Linked DNA regions of Homo sapiens: region 2 is linked to region 1. Evidence: chromatin contacts called from ENCODE Hi-C or POLR2A ChIA-PET data. All regions are on one chromosome and are shown on one strand. The core of a region is the stretch at or near the end of the contact, and the rest is flanking DNA. Distances in the headings are between cores, read along the strand shown. Region 1 has its middle 29 kb from the start of LINC02539. Region 2 overlaps PERP (p53 apoptosis effector related to PMP22).

The links. A loop is a pair of places that touch in the nucleus more often than their neighbours do. ChIA-PET counts read pairs that join two places held with the same protein, here RNA polymerase II (POLR2A). Pooled maps may share reads with other maps.
Region 2: a loop to region 1 is called in a map of chondrocyte, with 2.6 times the contacts of the local background. The contact joins two enhancer-like sites. A Hi-C loop is called at or near these places in 2 of 168 maps with a recorded cell type or tissue (GM11168 and chondrocyte) and 2 of 50 pooled maps. POLR2A ChIA-PET finds 5 or more read pairs at or near these places in 1 of 52 experiments (activated T-cell).

Annotation. Positions count from the first base shown.
Region 1 is chr6:137,706,588-137,713,799 of GRCh38, reverse strand. It overlaps the pseudogene PTPN11P3. Among named protein-coding and RNA genes, the nearest start is that of LINC02539, 29 kb to the left of the region's middle. RefSeq lists a silencer at 6,008-6,057. Within about 2 kb of position 5,104, at least 15 of the 41 ENCODE cell types and tissues checked have a DNase peak (open chromatin) inside an H3K27ac peak, as active enhancers do.
Region 2 is chr6:138,084,651-138,091,855 of GRCh38, reverse strand. PERP (p53 apoptosis effector related to PMP22) reads left to right here. Exons shown (of 3, transcript NM_022121.5): 3 at 1-3,351. Among named protein-coding and RNA genes, the nearest start is that of PERP, 19 kb to the left of the region's middle. RefSeq lists enhancers at 3,575-4,774, 6,619-6,788 and a cis regulatory region at 6,703. Within about 2 kb of position 3,420, at least 8 of the 41 ENCODE cell types and tissues checked have a DNase peak (open chromatin) inside an H3K27ac peak, as active enhancers do.

The sequences.
Region 1 (7,212 bases), core at 3,855-6,354:
AATCTCATGAAATACAAAGTGAAGGTCCCTTTGGAAAACAAAAGTAACAATTCTTAAAGATAAATGTCATAATTCAGAGGCAAAGTTTTGGGGATCAACTACATGTTAATACAGGATTTGTTTCTGTGACCCGAACCAATAGAAATGGAAATATAATGTGTTTGAGAAGCTATGTGGCAAAATTACTCGGAAAAAAAGTCAAATATAAATATCAGTGTCTACCATAAACAACAAACACCACACAAAGTGGTTTTTCCCAATAGGCGTGTTCCAGCAATACATGTGCAACCTCATCCAATAATCCAGCTTCTTTCAGGCTCCCTGTTGAGCAGAAGCAAGTCTGAGATAGCTCCTTTCCCAGAGCCAGGACATGAGATTTTTCCAGAATCAGAAAATTGCCCTACATGTCGGGGGGAGGGGCTCTCACAAGCATAGTCATCAGAATCAGGACATTGGACATCTTTCACCCTGTTTACAAGCATCTATAACAAAGCAGTTTGACACTTTTCCAAAATGGAAGTTCAAGGTTAAAGTCAATTTTATCTTATTTGCTTACGTATGTACAAGTTAGTGGCTAAAAAGCAGACTGTCCACATCCTATACATCAGTTTGATCCTCTACAACCAGCCCAATAAACCTTCCATAGCCTTTGTCAATAATGTTGTTTTCAATACAAAGCGCTTTGTATTTTTACACATAAAATCTAATCTGGCTTTAAGGCAGGTATTATTATGCCTATTTTACTGCTTTAGTGGTTGATACCCTAGTGTCTGTCAGCTCCAGACTAAGCTGTTAATACTCAATTTTCTGATGCTGGGCTGGACTCTGATATCCCTATTATCTCCATGTCAGCTCCCAGTTGGGTTCTGCCCCAAAGGACCGTGAGGAGAGACTGGAAGGCAGAAGGAGGGAGAAGGGATTTCATCCTCTCTATTTGCTTCTTGTGCGTGGCAGTGCCAGCGGCTCTTCACCAGGCAGAAGCCTTTGCCCATTCCATCTTCCAGCTTCTTTCTACTGTCCCTGTACCAGCCTCATTGCATCACTCTGGTGCAATGTCCGCAGCACCTGGCAGTGCCTCCTTCTCAACAGAGGGGCAATGCAGACCCCATCTTTGCGCATGCTTATATGCATAATAATAAATGCACAGTGAAAACATTGTATTCCCACATCTAGCAATAATAGAGTTAGCTACTCACTGAATACATATTGAAATATTGCTGCAGTATGACCCTATGTTCACATGAATAAGACAGCTTTACAGAATTATAAAGTGACATTTCAAACCTCTGAATTTTCCCTACACTATTGATTGTTCAGTCCTATCCATGTTCCTTTCTATCTGGAATACCTGCCCTTCTCCCAGACCTGGTCCAGACCCCTCAAGGCCAAGCTGCACATTTTCTTCTGTGAAACCTTTGAACCCCATGGCAGACAGAATTAGCTGCTCCATCTACTCAGCTCCCATTATTCCCTGGATACTCTTCTCACGGACTTGAGAGACAGAAAACACATGCATGAGCTTGGAAATGGCCTGGCTTGGCTTGATTCTTGACTTGAATAACTCATTTCCTATGTGAGTTTGGATAAGTTATTTAAGTTTCAGTTCCTTCTTCTGTAAAATGATACTAACTTCTCCCAAATTTCTCCCTCCTGCATTTGTGGCATCTCCATCTTTCCAGCTGCTAAAGCCCAAATCCTTGGATGCATCATTGACTCCTCCCTTTGTTTCTCCCCCACATCCAATCCAATAGCAAATCCCAGTGGCTTCACTTTCAGAACATAACCAGAGTCTCATCACTACTTACCACCTTTACTGCTACCATTTTGATCTGAGTCATGGTCACCTTTGCCTGGCTCATTGCAGTAGTCTCATAATTGACCTCCACAATCTTTCTCTATTCCCTTCTGGTATACAGCAGCCAGACTGATCACATAAAAATATAAATTTGACCACTTTCCTGTCCAGTGGAAAACCATCTTAGAGTAAAAGCCCAAAGTTATTCCAATGACCTATAGAGCCTGGAAAGACAGGTCCCGTGTGACTTCGAACTTTAGTTCCTGCCACCCTGCTCACTCCACGTGGTCATACTGGCCTCCTTCCTGTTGCTGGAGCTGGCCAGGCAAACTCATGGCTGAGAACCTCTGCATTTGTGGTTCCCTATGTCTGGAATGATCTTCCTCAAGATAGCTACATATCTTTCTTCCGCACCTCCTTCAAGTGTTTGCTCAAATGGAACCTTCTCAATCAGACCTTCCCTGAGCATCGTATTTAAAATGGAAACCCATCTCCCAAACTCCTTATCTCTCTTCCATGCTTTATTTTGGAGGCTGTAATACTTTTTTTTTTTTATCACTGTCAAGTGGAAAATTATTTTCATTGCAATCAATGGCAGCCTCTGAGTCCACAACTAGGCAAACTCTTCCAGAAGGGATCACAGATCAAATGAAGGTGATGGAATCACATGGTTTATTAAATTGACTCAAATTCCTGCTGGAGAAGTGGGGGTGAGTTAACATGCCCCACACGGCACACAAATGGGTAAAAACCCTAACCAGGACAATGTTCAGATGTCTGTTTCTTTCTCTACCACACCAGCCTTTCCTGGCAGTCACTAGGACCAGCACTGAAGTTCTTTTTTTTTTTTTTTTGAGACGGAGTCTCACACTGTCCCCCAGGCTAGAGAGCAGTGGTGCGATCTCAGCTCACTGCAAATTCTTCCTCCCGGGTTCAAGCAATTCTCCTGCCTCAGCCTCCCAAGTAGCTGGGATTACAGGCACCCACCACCATGCCCAGCTTATTTTTGTATTTTTAGTAGAGACAGGGTTTCACCATGTTGGCCAGGCTGGTCTCGAGCTCCTGACCTCAGGTGATCTGCCCACCTCGGCCTCCCAAAGTGCTGGGATTACAGGCGTGAGCCACGGTGCCCGGCCTAGCATTGAACTTTTCAGCATGGAGTCTCAGCAGGTGGAAACGGTATGAGGCTCCAGCACATGGGCGTGGCTGGTGCTTGCCAATTAACCTGCTGAGCAGCAAGATTCTATTTGGTTTTTGGGGGCAAAGGTCACTCAAGGTCAGAATAAATTTCACAAATGAGTAGCCAAATAAAGAACTCATGAATATCGAGTGTCTCACATATATTACAGTGTTATGAATCTCAGGTATCCTGGCGCTGCCCTTCCTTCCTCTTCCTGTGTGTATACGTATGACCCACTTGATCTTTCTAACCTGTCTCTCATGCTGCTAACTGATCTTCCTATACTTAAACATGAGTTTCACTTATTTCAGTTGATTTCTTCTTTAGCAGAATTGAATATTCTCAAACAATACTACCAATGCATATTATGGCCTTCTGCCATCTCACATTTTCTACTTACTTTATTATCTACCTAACTAAAGTGCCATGAACACAAGAATTTTCATTTGTTTTCTTCACCAATGTACCTAGATGTGTACTTAAAAAATAATTATTGAAAAAAATGAAAGAAATTCTGAAAACCATGAGGCTTAAATCAAATAATATTTGAATTGTACTAGAACAGGAGAGAAAATGACTTGGAGCAGGATGAGAAGGTGAAATTGAAAGCCCATGCTATGGTCCCTGCCCTGCTGATGTCAATCTCTTCCCAGGCCCATGGGTGTGGGAGTGCTTAGATGCTCATTCTGAAATTCTGGAGATCACCCATTCTTCTGGAATTGCTCACTTTTCTTTCTATGCTCTCCAAGTAGCTGTTCTTTGGCCCACTTGACTCACAGTCAAACTAGTTTCAATCTTGTACTCCTGAAACATTTGTTTAATGAATGAATATCCTGTTACAGGTTGCCCCAGGACTTCAGAGCCCTGATGAGGACTGATACTTAAATGACATCAGATATTAACCCCAATGAGTTTGTGCTTCCTTCAATCTGCAGGGCTTCATTCAACCTGAAGTTGCCCCCTGGAGGGCCCTGAGCACATCCAGGCCTAAGCCTTCGCGTTAGTCTGCTCAGGCTGCTGTAACAAAAGATCGTAGCCTGGGTGGCTTAAACAACAGAAATCTATTTCTCACAGTTCTGGAGGCTGGGAAGTCAAAAATCAAGGTGCTGGCTAATTCGGTTCCCTGGTGAAGGCTGTCTTTCTGGCTTGCACACATTTGTCGTCTTGCAACATGGTCACATGCCTTTCTTTGGTGCACGTTCACACAGAGAGAGAGAGAAAGAGAGGGAGAGAGAGAGAGACCTCTTCCTTCCATAATAAGGTCATAAGGCCACCAGTCATACAGGATTAGGGCCCCACCCTTATGCCCTCGTTTAACCTTAACTACCTCCTAAAGACCTGTCTCCAAATATAGTCACATTGGGAGCTAGGACTTCAATATATGAATTTTGAAGGGATAAAATTCAGTCCATAGAAGACCTAATTTCTTCTTCCCGCACAATGTCACTTTCCTTTTTTAATGTTATTATTAACTTTTAAAAAATGTATACATCTCCTGTAAAATCCACATTTTAATCCTTTGTTATTCCTGGCTTGCTTCACTCATTGATTCTACCTACCCAGCCCCTTTAGACATTAAAGTTTTTATCCGATGCCCATTGATTTAACCAGGGACTATATTTTCCAAACTGAAACTCAGGACATACAACATTATCACTATGAATATGCTTATGGAAGAGTAGAACAAAAAGCCAGAAATTGGGATTGTCTTGGAATAGTATGGATATGCAGAAAATGATGATAAATAACCGAATTCTCCATATTTGTATGACAGTGATTGAGAAGAGTATTAATGTAGCTTGATGCTTGGTGCCACTCAAACCCACCAAAAGTTCTATTTGCCCATTTAGATGTTTTGATGGTGAGGAGCTTGTTGGTGTTGGGCTGTGGAAGATACAAAGGTTGAAGACAGATGCTGTTCTCCATGATAGAGCTTTGCAAGTTTTCTTTGGCCCATGATGTAAAGCAAGAAATTTTACTTTACAACCCTGCAGACTGTGATGCATTCTGATCTGTTCTATTCTATTCTATTCTTTCTACAATGGGTGTTATAGCCTACATAATTGGTTTTCAAAACATGACTCTATTGCTATGTGCATTGGAAAAAACACAGTTCTTGTGGGCTGGGTCCAATAGGTTTTGGTTTCCTTTCTGTTAAAAAATATTTTGATTAGCATGAAGGTCTTTTTGTTTGTTTATTTTTGTGTTTTAATACATGTAGGTACTAGACTAGTATCTAGAAATAATTTCATGCTCTTAGAAACGTATCTGCTGGAACTTTTCTATTCACAGATCAGAGATTTTTGGAACTGGAAGGAACTGCAGGGGTCAAGTCAGAATACATGGCTCAGGAGTCTTTATGTTGAAGCTCCAGTGTTTGGATGCAGTGATCTTAAAAACGCAATTCACAAAAATTGTTCTCTTTGTTTTTTGACTCTTCTAACAGAACTCATCTTCAATTTAGTTTGCTAATTGCCTGTGTGCCATGATCTTGTTCTCCTTTGCAGAGCTCACAGGATGGGTTTTTGTTTTGTTTTGTTTTGTTTTGTTTTTAGTTTCCTTGCTGTTTTTCCAGGTCACAGCACCGCAGTCGATTGGTGATTGTGGTTTGAGGTCACCTACAGAAGGCGGGGCGGGGAACCCAAAGATTTTATTGCACACCTCAAATTGCTCTCTGATGACACCAAGAGCGTCAAAGTCCTGAGGCCGAGTTGTCAGTGAACATTCGCCAGGAAAAGCAGGGGTGAAGCTGCTTATGGGCGAAGATGAATCCCGTGCTGCCATCTATTGGTAATGTCATGAAACAGCAATTTTTAATACCACCTGATTTTTAAAAAATTTGTTTTGGGGGGAACTATAGTTCACTGTTACCTGTTCTCCAAATTTATATTTCCCAAGAAGTCTTGATTTCAAGTGAAGGAATCTGTGGATGGGAATGACCCATCTTTAACCCTAATGAACTTTGTCTGTAAAGTGAACCAAGGGGACAGGGGAATTCCCACACCGTCTCATTACTGCCCAAGCCGACACACTTCCCTTTGAGGATGGTTTGAGGGAAGGAGGGACTGTCTGCTTGTCAGAGGGATTTCAAAGAACACACTGTTCTCATCCTTCAGATCTTGCCGATTGCTTCATGGGCTGCCCGAGATTACCATATGTTTTTTGCAAAGGGTGACTTCAAAACAAAACAGAATAGACCCTCTCTGTTTTGAAGCCTGTTGATTCTAAATGCTACACCATTGCAAATAGTTCTCTGGGTTTATTTATTAGCAAGGGAAGCCAGACATCAAGGACCAACCACTTCCATTTTAAAAAGATCCCTGTTCATTAAAAATAAAAATAAAGTAGCCTGGAGTGCAGCGGGGTGATCATGACTCATTGCAGCCTTGACTTCCTGGGTTCAAGTGATCCTCCCGCCTCAGCCTCCACTCCCGGTTAGTTTTTTGTATTTTTTGTAGAAACAAAGTCTCGCTTTTTTGCCCAGGCTGGCCTCGAACTCCTGGACTCAAGCGATCCTCCTGCCGCAGCCTCCCAAAGTGTTGGGATTACAGGCGTGAGCCACTGCACCCAGCCTACTATCTTTATCTTATAGAAAGAAAAGAAAGGAGGAAACTGAGGCTTGGAGACAATGGTTTCACCCAAATATCAGTGGTGTGGAGGCAGAAAAACCTATTGTCGACAAGAGGAGTTGATGGCAGTTTTTTGGCAAGGCCTAGTAAAAGTACCCCTGGAGACTTCACATGTTCCATTAGAAGAAATAGAGCTGTCACCCACATCAAGATTCAGAACACTGGTGATTACTAGGACCCGTTTGGGGGGAAAAGTTTGCCACTTCGGCTGAGTTGGTCCAGTATTACATGGAACATCACAGGCAATTAAAAGAGAAGAATGGAGATGTTGTTGAGCTTAAATATCCTCTGAACTGTGCGGATCCTGCCTCTGAAAGATGGTTTCACGGACACCTCTTTGGGAAAGAAGCAGAGAAATTAACTGAAAAAGGAAAACATGGTAGCTTTCTTATACGAGAGAGCCAGAGCCACCCTGGAGATTTTGTTCTCTCTGTGCGCACCAGTGATGACAAAAAAGAGAGCAATGACAGCAAGTGTAAAGTGACCCATGTCATGATTCGCTGTCAGGAACTGAAATACGACGTTGGTGGAGGAAAACGGTTTGATTCTTTGACGGATCTCGTGGAACATTACAAGAAGAATCCTATGCTGGAAACATTGGGTACAGT
Region 2 (7,205 bases), core at 2,171-4,670, 380 kb before region 1:
TTATGTTTTGTGAAGTTGTGTCTTTTCACTAATTACCTATACTATGCCAATATTTCCTTATATCTATCCATAACATTTATACTACATTTGTAAGAGAATATGCACGTGAAACTTAACACTTTATAAGGTAAAAATGAGGTTTCCAAGATTTAATAATCTGATCAAGTTCTTGTTATTTCCAAATAGAATGGACTCGGTCTGTTAAGGGCTAAGGAGAAGAGGAAGATAAGGTTAAAAGTTGTTAATGACCAAACATTCTAAAAGAAATGCAAAAAAAAAGTTTATTTTCAAGCCTTCGAACTATTTAAGGAAAGCAAAATCATTTCCTAAATGCATATCATTTGTGAGAATTTCTCATTAATATCCTGAATCATTCATTTTAGCTAAGGCTTCATGTTGACTCGATATGTCATCTAGGAAAGTACTATTTCATGGTCCAAACCTGTTGCCATAGTTGGTAAGGCTTTCCTTTAAGTGTGAAATATTTAGATGAAATTTTCTCTTTTAAAGTTCTTTATAGGGTTAGGGTGTGGGAAAATGCTATATTAATAAATCTGTAGTGTTTTGTGTTTATATGTTCAGAACCAGAGTAGACTGGATTGAAAGATGGACTGGGTCTAATTTATCATGACTGATAGATCTGGTTAAGTTGTGTAGTAAAGCATTAGGAGGGTCATTCTTGTCACAAAAGTGCCACTAAAACAGCCTCAGGAGAATAAATGACTTGCTTTTCTAAATCTCAGGTTTATCTGGGCTCTATCATATAGACAGGCTTCTGATAGTTTGCAACTGTAAGCAGAAACCTACATATAGTTAAAATCCTGGTCTTTCTTGGTAAACAGATTTTAAATGTCTGATATAAAACATGCCACAGGAGAATTCGGGGATTTGAGTTTCTCTGAATAGCATATATATGATGCATCGGATAGGTCATTATGATTTTTTACCATTTCGACTTACATAATGAAAACCAATTCATTTTAAATATCAGATTATTATTTTGTAAGTTGTGGAAAAAGCTAATTGTAGTTTTCATTATGAAGTTTTCCCAATAAACCAGGTATTCTAAACTTGTTTCCAGTTTGTAGTTTTTCCATTTTTCAAATCTGGGGAAAGGAATTAAAAAAAAAATGGGTAATAAGAACATGGGATATAATGAAAAGTGGTTTTTGTTTGTTTTTTTGTTTGAAGTTTTAAGGGCCTTGCTCATTTTAGGTGTCCAAAACCAATTTTTGAGTGGAGATTAATGAATTCTAATAGTCTATTCCCTGAACTTTTCCTCAATGAACAATACCCTAGACACACATTAAACAATTTCTCTGCAGTGCTATCAACCAGAGGAAAATGGACTAAGAGATTTCTGGCAGGTTCAGACACCCGGGGGACATGTGTGCAGTGTAGCTGAAGCCTCCTCCTTGTGCTGGGGTCCCCTTCCATTCAGGTGGTGGGGTAGCAGTCTCTCTATTTTCCCCTTGCCCTCCTTCCCATTTTATCATTTGTTATTTTTTTTCCCACCATAAGTCATATGTTACTTCCACTATGGTGTATGTCATTGTGAGGATGGGTGCAGAGAGGCTGGGTGGGAGAACGGAAATATATCTCCCTAGGGCTACTGTTGGCCAGCTAGTCCTTGGCAGTGAATTTTTCTATGCTTTTCAAAATGCGAGGTGAATGTTTCTCATAGAGAAATGTAATCTGGGTGATTATACCAAAATTGAAAAGAAAAACCCACACAACTATGCCGTGGCTGGTGGAGAATTTGAAGTGGTCATTAAAAATGTTAAAAATCCCATCTTTTAAAGTGATACCACAGCTCATTCAAGAAGATACTGGATATCTAGAGATTAAGAAACGTGGTCTCCTGTTAAACATGAAAATGACTCCGTTTATAAGCTTCTCTACCACATGCACTTGTCTTTGCATGATTTCCCATCCAGCCTTCTTCCCCTCCTCAATCACACAATACCTTAACGGCGCACATTTAGGAAAAATGCAACCTCCTGGGACCAACGAGCCTGATATAATAGAACCATGTCAACCTAAAGTATTTATGACAAAGATAAACTCTTATTTTGCAGAAATGGTCTGCTTCCTTCAGCCTTGTTCTAGTATAGAGATCTGCCATTCCTTGTTGATCCAGATTCACCAAGACAGATACCTTTATGTCATAACAGAAGGGAAGTTCCAGAGGATTCTGGAGAGTAATGAAGAATTGGGCTGAGAAACCACCTGAAGGCTAACAGTGCATTGCATGAGATTTCCCACAGTAAAGCTGAGGTGCTTTTTGGTTCAGTAATTAAATATTGAGTTCCCACCCTTTAAATAAGCAGTTCTAGGTTCCTAAGCAATTATTTCACTCTGTAAGTAGCCAGACATGCTAAGTGGCACTTACTGCTGATTGTAACAAAGAAGTAATATATCAAGGTCTTTCCATGTTCACACAAGGTAGCTTGTGTGTAATAACTTAGCTTCAAAACCATAGACTGCAGAACTCACAAGTTCAACAGCCTTTCCTTTTTTAAGGAAATGAAAACAATGGAAAATATAGTCATCATAACTTAATTCGGTTTATTTTTTTTTTCTGTAAACTCCCCCTGAAAGACATTCCTATTAATACAGTAAATGTGAACACTGACTTGTTTTTATAAGCACATCTGAAAGGGCATATTTGAGTCTCATCCCAACTTTGGTCCTTGCTATCTGTGCAGGCTTGGGCAGGTCATCTCCCTGCTGGTCTCAATATCCTCACCTGTAAAATGATTGTAAATGATCCCCCTACCTTCAAGATTCTCTGATTGATAGAATTTTTTCTTTAATTAAAAAATTTTAAATATTCCTTGAGTTGGAAGCACTGATCAATAAGTGGATTGCTTAGGGAGGTTGGAACGAATAGATTCAGTCCCAACTTCCTCTTTTAAATTCCCTCTTCCTCACTCTTCCTGCAACACTTATTTTTACAGTTGAGTTTTAAAAATAAGTAATATATAAAATAATTTCTGTAGTGTGGTTTCAGATTTAAAAATTCCTGCAGACAGGCTGGGCTTGCAACCCCATCAGTCGATGGTCAGAGCCCTTTGCTTTTTGAGACCATTTTTAGGTGAGCTTGGCTTGCCTGGATACAGTGTGCAGTGCATTCTTCCTGAATTTTGCAATTCTGGTATCTGGGTGTATTTTCTAGGTGTGTCAGGGTGAGTGTAATCCACCTAGGGTGTGGAAAAAGCCAAGAAAGGGAAATTAAAAGAGGTTCCTATCCAGTCATGTTAATGATCTTCCACTTGTACTATCCTGTGCTTCGTTGTTAACCTCGAAAACATACTTTGTTGGCTGCAAAAATAAACAAAGGGAAACTCAGAAGTGTGTGAGCATGCGTGTGTGTATTTAGAGATAGTTCTCTGGTGAAGAAATGGAATCCTGCTGATTTAAATGGCACAAGATTGTCTTCGTGATAATGAGTCATCATATAATCATAATAGATGGTTGTGTAATGGGGTGACCCAGCCAGTTTTTCCAGTGCAAAGACTCAAGGTAATTAACCTGCTATTATCAACTGCTTTTGATTAAGTTACTTTCAAGAGGAAATACTTAGATTTGAAACATAAACTCTGAATTTCATCAATAAAAGTAAATTGCCAAGTGAGACTTTGAAAGCAAGTTCCATGTGGATACCCTCTGTTTCCCTATTCTATCCTTTCTATCGAGTTGAAATGCTTCAGTGAAAATTTGCATTTCCAAATGCCACCCCACCCAATTTCCAAAGTCAAGCAACACCTCAATGCTTAATCCTTTCCCAATGAAAAAACAACAATAACAACACTAAAGAAAAACTGATTTCAGCGCAGATGTAGAAGACTGTGAGAAATGGACACAAAGGACACTGGCATCTGCATGATCGATTTCATGTTGATAGAATTGTCATTGGAATAATATCCTCTTCTGAAGATGTGTAGGTGATAAGAAGTGGGACACATCATGACTGGAGACATCAACATGATTACATGAATTCCTGGCAGATCCCAAACAAAGACAACCGCCTTTGTCTCAGAACAGTATATGAGTCATGCAGGACACCTAGGGGCTCTCACTCTGGAGTGATTTAGGGAGCTACTGTAATTTAGGGAGAGGTGACCCTTCCTCTGGGCTGACACAGCCTCCTCCCACCAAGAGCACCCTGGGCTGGGTGCCCTTGTGCAACAGGGCACAGCTGCACCATCCTCCCAGGAGAACTGGCTATGAGATTAGGGCATCCAGACACCACGGTGGAACAGTCTCTAATCCAAAGACAAACCCCAGGAGGGATGAAAATTACTGCCAGGGGTGTTTAAAGAAGTCAGTCAAGCCTTGTTCCTCTTCCCCCCACTCCATATATCCCCACATTTACCTCTCCAAAATTGTCTTTTATTGGGCTCAGAAACACAGAGGCATCTTTTTCCATCAATGTCAGGGATTTAAGTACAAGGGTGAATAGACCTTTCCCTGCATTCTCCAATTTATGACTTTGAAGGGTAAATTCAACATTCAGAAACATCACAAATTCTAAGCTAAGTCAAATGATGTTTGTCTTTTTCTGCTGCAAATACACAGTGCCTTAAATGAAACTACGATACATTTTTTTTAAAAAAAGTACTATGTTGAAGTTTCTCAGTTCAGAATGCAACCTTCATGCTTCCTGATTGCAAAGACTAACAATAAGCTTCTAGTTGCAACTGGCTAATTATTAGCCTAATTGCCCTAGAGGGGCTCGCTGGGAATCTCTGAGTGAGTTGTCTCTTTCACTCTTGGGTAGAGTGGTGCTATCCTTGGACTATAGCAAAGCTGAGCTGTTAAAGGAAAGCCATGTCAAGAAGAGAACCTGCTTCTACGCCATTGTCTGAGTCATCCCAGTTTCAGCTTGTTTGGTACTAAGGAGCTTATGTATCAAACATGCCTGGTTGTTCATGTTCTTCCACTCAACAGTTTTTTTGTTCTAAGAAGACATTAGAAGAATTTTCAGAATATGTAGCTCTGTAATCCAAGGGATGCATTTGGAAAAAAAGACAGCTCTACATGTTCTCACCAAGGGAGCGTGTTTGCATAGCCTGTCCGTTAGCAGGTGATCAATGAAAAAGGCACTACTTAGGCCCTAGTGTTTACTTTGGTAACAGAGCAGCCCAATCTTTCCTCTCAACCTGGGGGTGAGTGAGTCATCACAGCATGGGTTAGGACTAGCAGACAAGGTATAAACAACTTCGGCATTCTAAAACACAGATACATTCTCCTGAAAAACCATTTGCATGGAATGAAGAAGTTTCAAAAACAGGCAAACTAATTATCTTCAAAGAAGCTTTGTGAGCTTATATTCAGTGCTGAGCTGAGATTTAACTTAGGTTCTTATTTGCAGGAGTTAACTGATAGCAACCCTTTTTTTCTTTGGAATTCTACAAATGTCTTTAAGATTTCTGTTAAAAAAAAAAAAAAGCCACCATTAGAATCATAATCTAGATTTTCCCTAGAGAAATGCATACCAATAATTCAAAAAAATCCATGTTCCATATATATATATATTTATTATTATTATTATTATTTTTTTTTGAGAAAAGATCTTACTCTGTCACCCAGGCTGGAGTACAGTGGCATGATCAGGTTCACTGTAGCCTTGACTTCCCAGGCTCAGGTGGTCTTCCCATCTCAGCCTCCCCAGTAGCTGAGACTACAGGTGCACACCACCACACCCAACTTTTTTTTTACTGTATTTTTTTGTAGATATATTATGATCCCCATTTTAGAGTTAGGGATACTGAGCCTTGGAGTGGTTACTGACTTTCAAAGTAAATAATGAAGTTATAATTCGAAGCCAGGTTGGTTTAAATACAAAGTCCATCCTCTTAACCACTACGCAAATACATTTGGGAAATACAGAGGTAGACAGGGTTTAAGGGTTTTTATTTTTGCTTTTTGTTTCTTATTACTGTACAAATTGCAGAACCATTAATATGCTGAAATGAATTATAATCATCAAGCAGAACCCTTCCTGTTTTTTAACAGTACATTGCTTTAATTTGGATTCCTGAACAGGGACTTGGGAGTAGGTGATTTATACAGGAGGTGATCCCCGGACGTACAAATGAAGGGATGAGGAGAGTAGGGCAGTTTAAGAGAAAAAAGAATCAAATGTGTGTGTTTATAATCAGATCACTGCCATGGGCTCCTGGGTACCTCTAAAGAGCTCTGTAGAATGTACCTCAAAATAGTTCTGCTTGAAGACAGGGAGACTGGATTTTTATCCAACGGCTGCTGGGTTTTTTGTTTGTTTTTTATGAGACAGAATCTCCCTCTGTTGCCCAGGCTGGAGTGCAGTGGCACAATCTTGGCTCACTGCAACCTCTGCCTCCTGGGTTCAAGCGATTCTCATGCCTCAGCCTCCCAAGTAGCTGGGATGACAGGTGCAAGCCACCACACCAGGCTAGTTTTTGTATTTTTAGTAGAGATGGGGTTCCACCATGTTGGCCAGGCTGGTCTTGAACTCCTAGCCTCAAGTGATCCACCCACCTTGGCCTCTCAAAGTATTGGGATTACAGGTATGAGCCACTGCACTCGGCCATGACTGCTATTTTTCATTGTTAAATTTGCTCACAAGGGTTTAAATTCCCAGCACATCTGGGTTGCCCTGTGTGCAGGATGAGATAGCGCCTATGACGCCAGGTAAAGCTCTCAGGCCAAGAAGCAAAAAGACAGCTGCTTGGGGTGGGAAGTTGTCAGTATGCATGGGAACTCTACTGTAGTTGCAGGTTAAATTAGACATAGGTCAAGGACGCATGGATGGAACATCAACATTGTCTGCCACAGTCCACCACTCCTGGATGTGCATAGATCAGCTCTGGCTTACACTGAGTAGGCTCTGATGTTGATGTTGCAACGTATTATAGTCACGGGCCATAGTCTCTAAAGTACAGTTAAATGGCAGGAGGGTTGGTGAAACAAATTGCAGTCCCCATAGCTACAGCAGTTGCTGAGGCTTTAATTAATCTTTTGTACAGCAACTATATCCCCTTGTGATAATCAAGATTAATTAACCCACCAGAATATTAACTCTGATTTTTGACCAGTTGGTCTGCCTTCATAAGGAATTTCAAATGACAAGTGGCAGTAGCTTTAGGTTCAGTGGAATCTTTATTATGTTTCCTGGTAGAAGCATTTCTACCACTCTTGGGGATGTAGACCTCTAATTC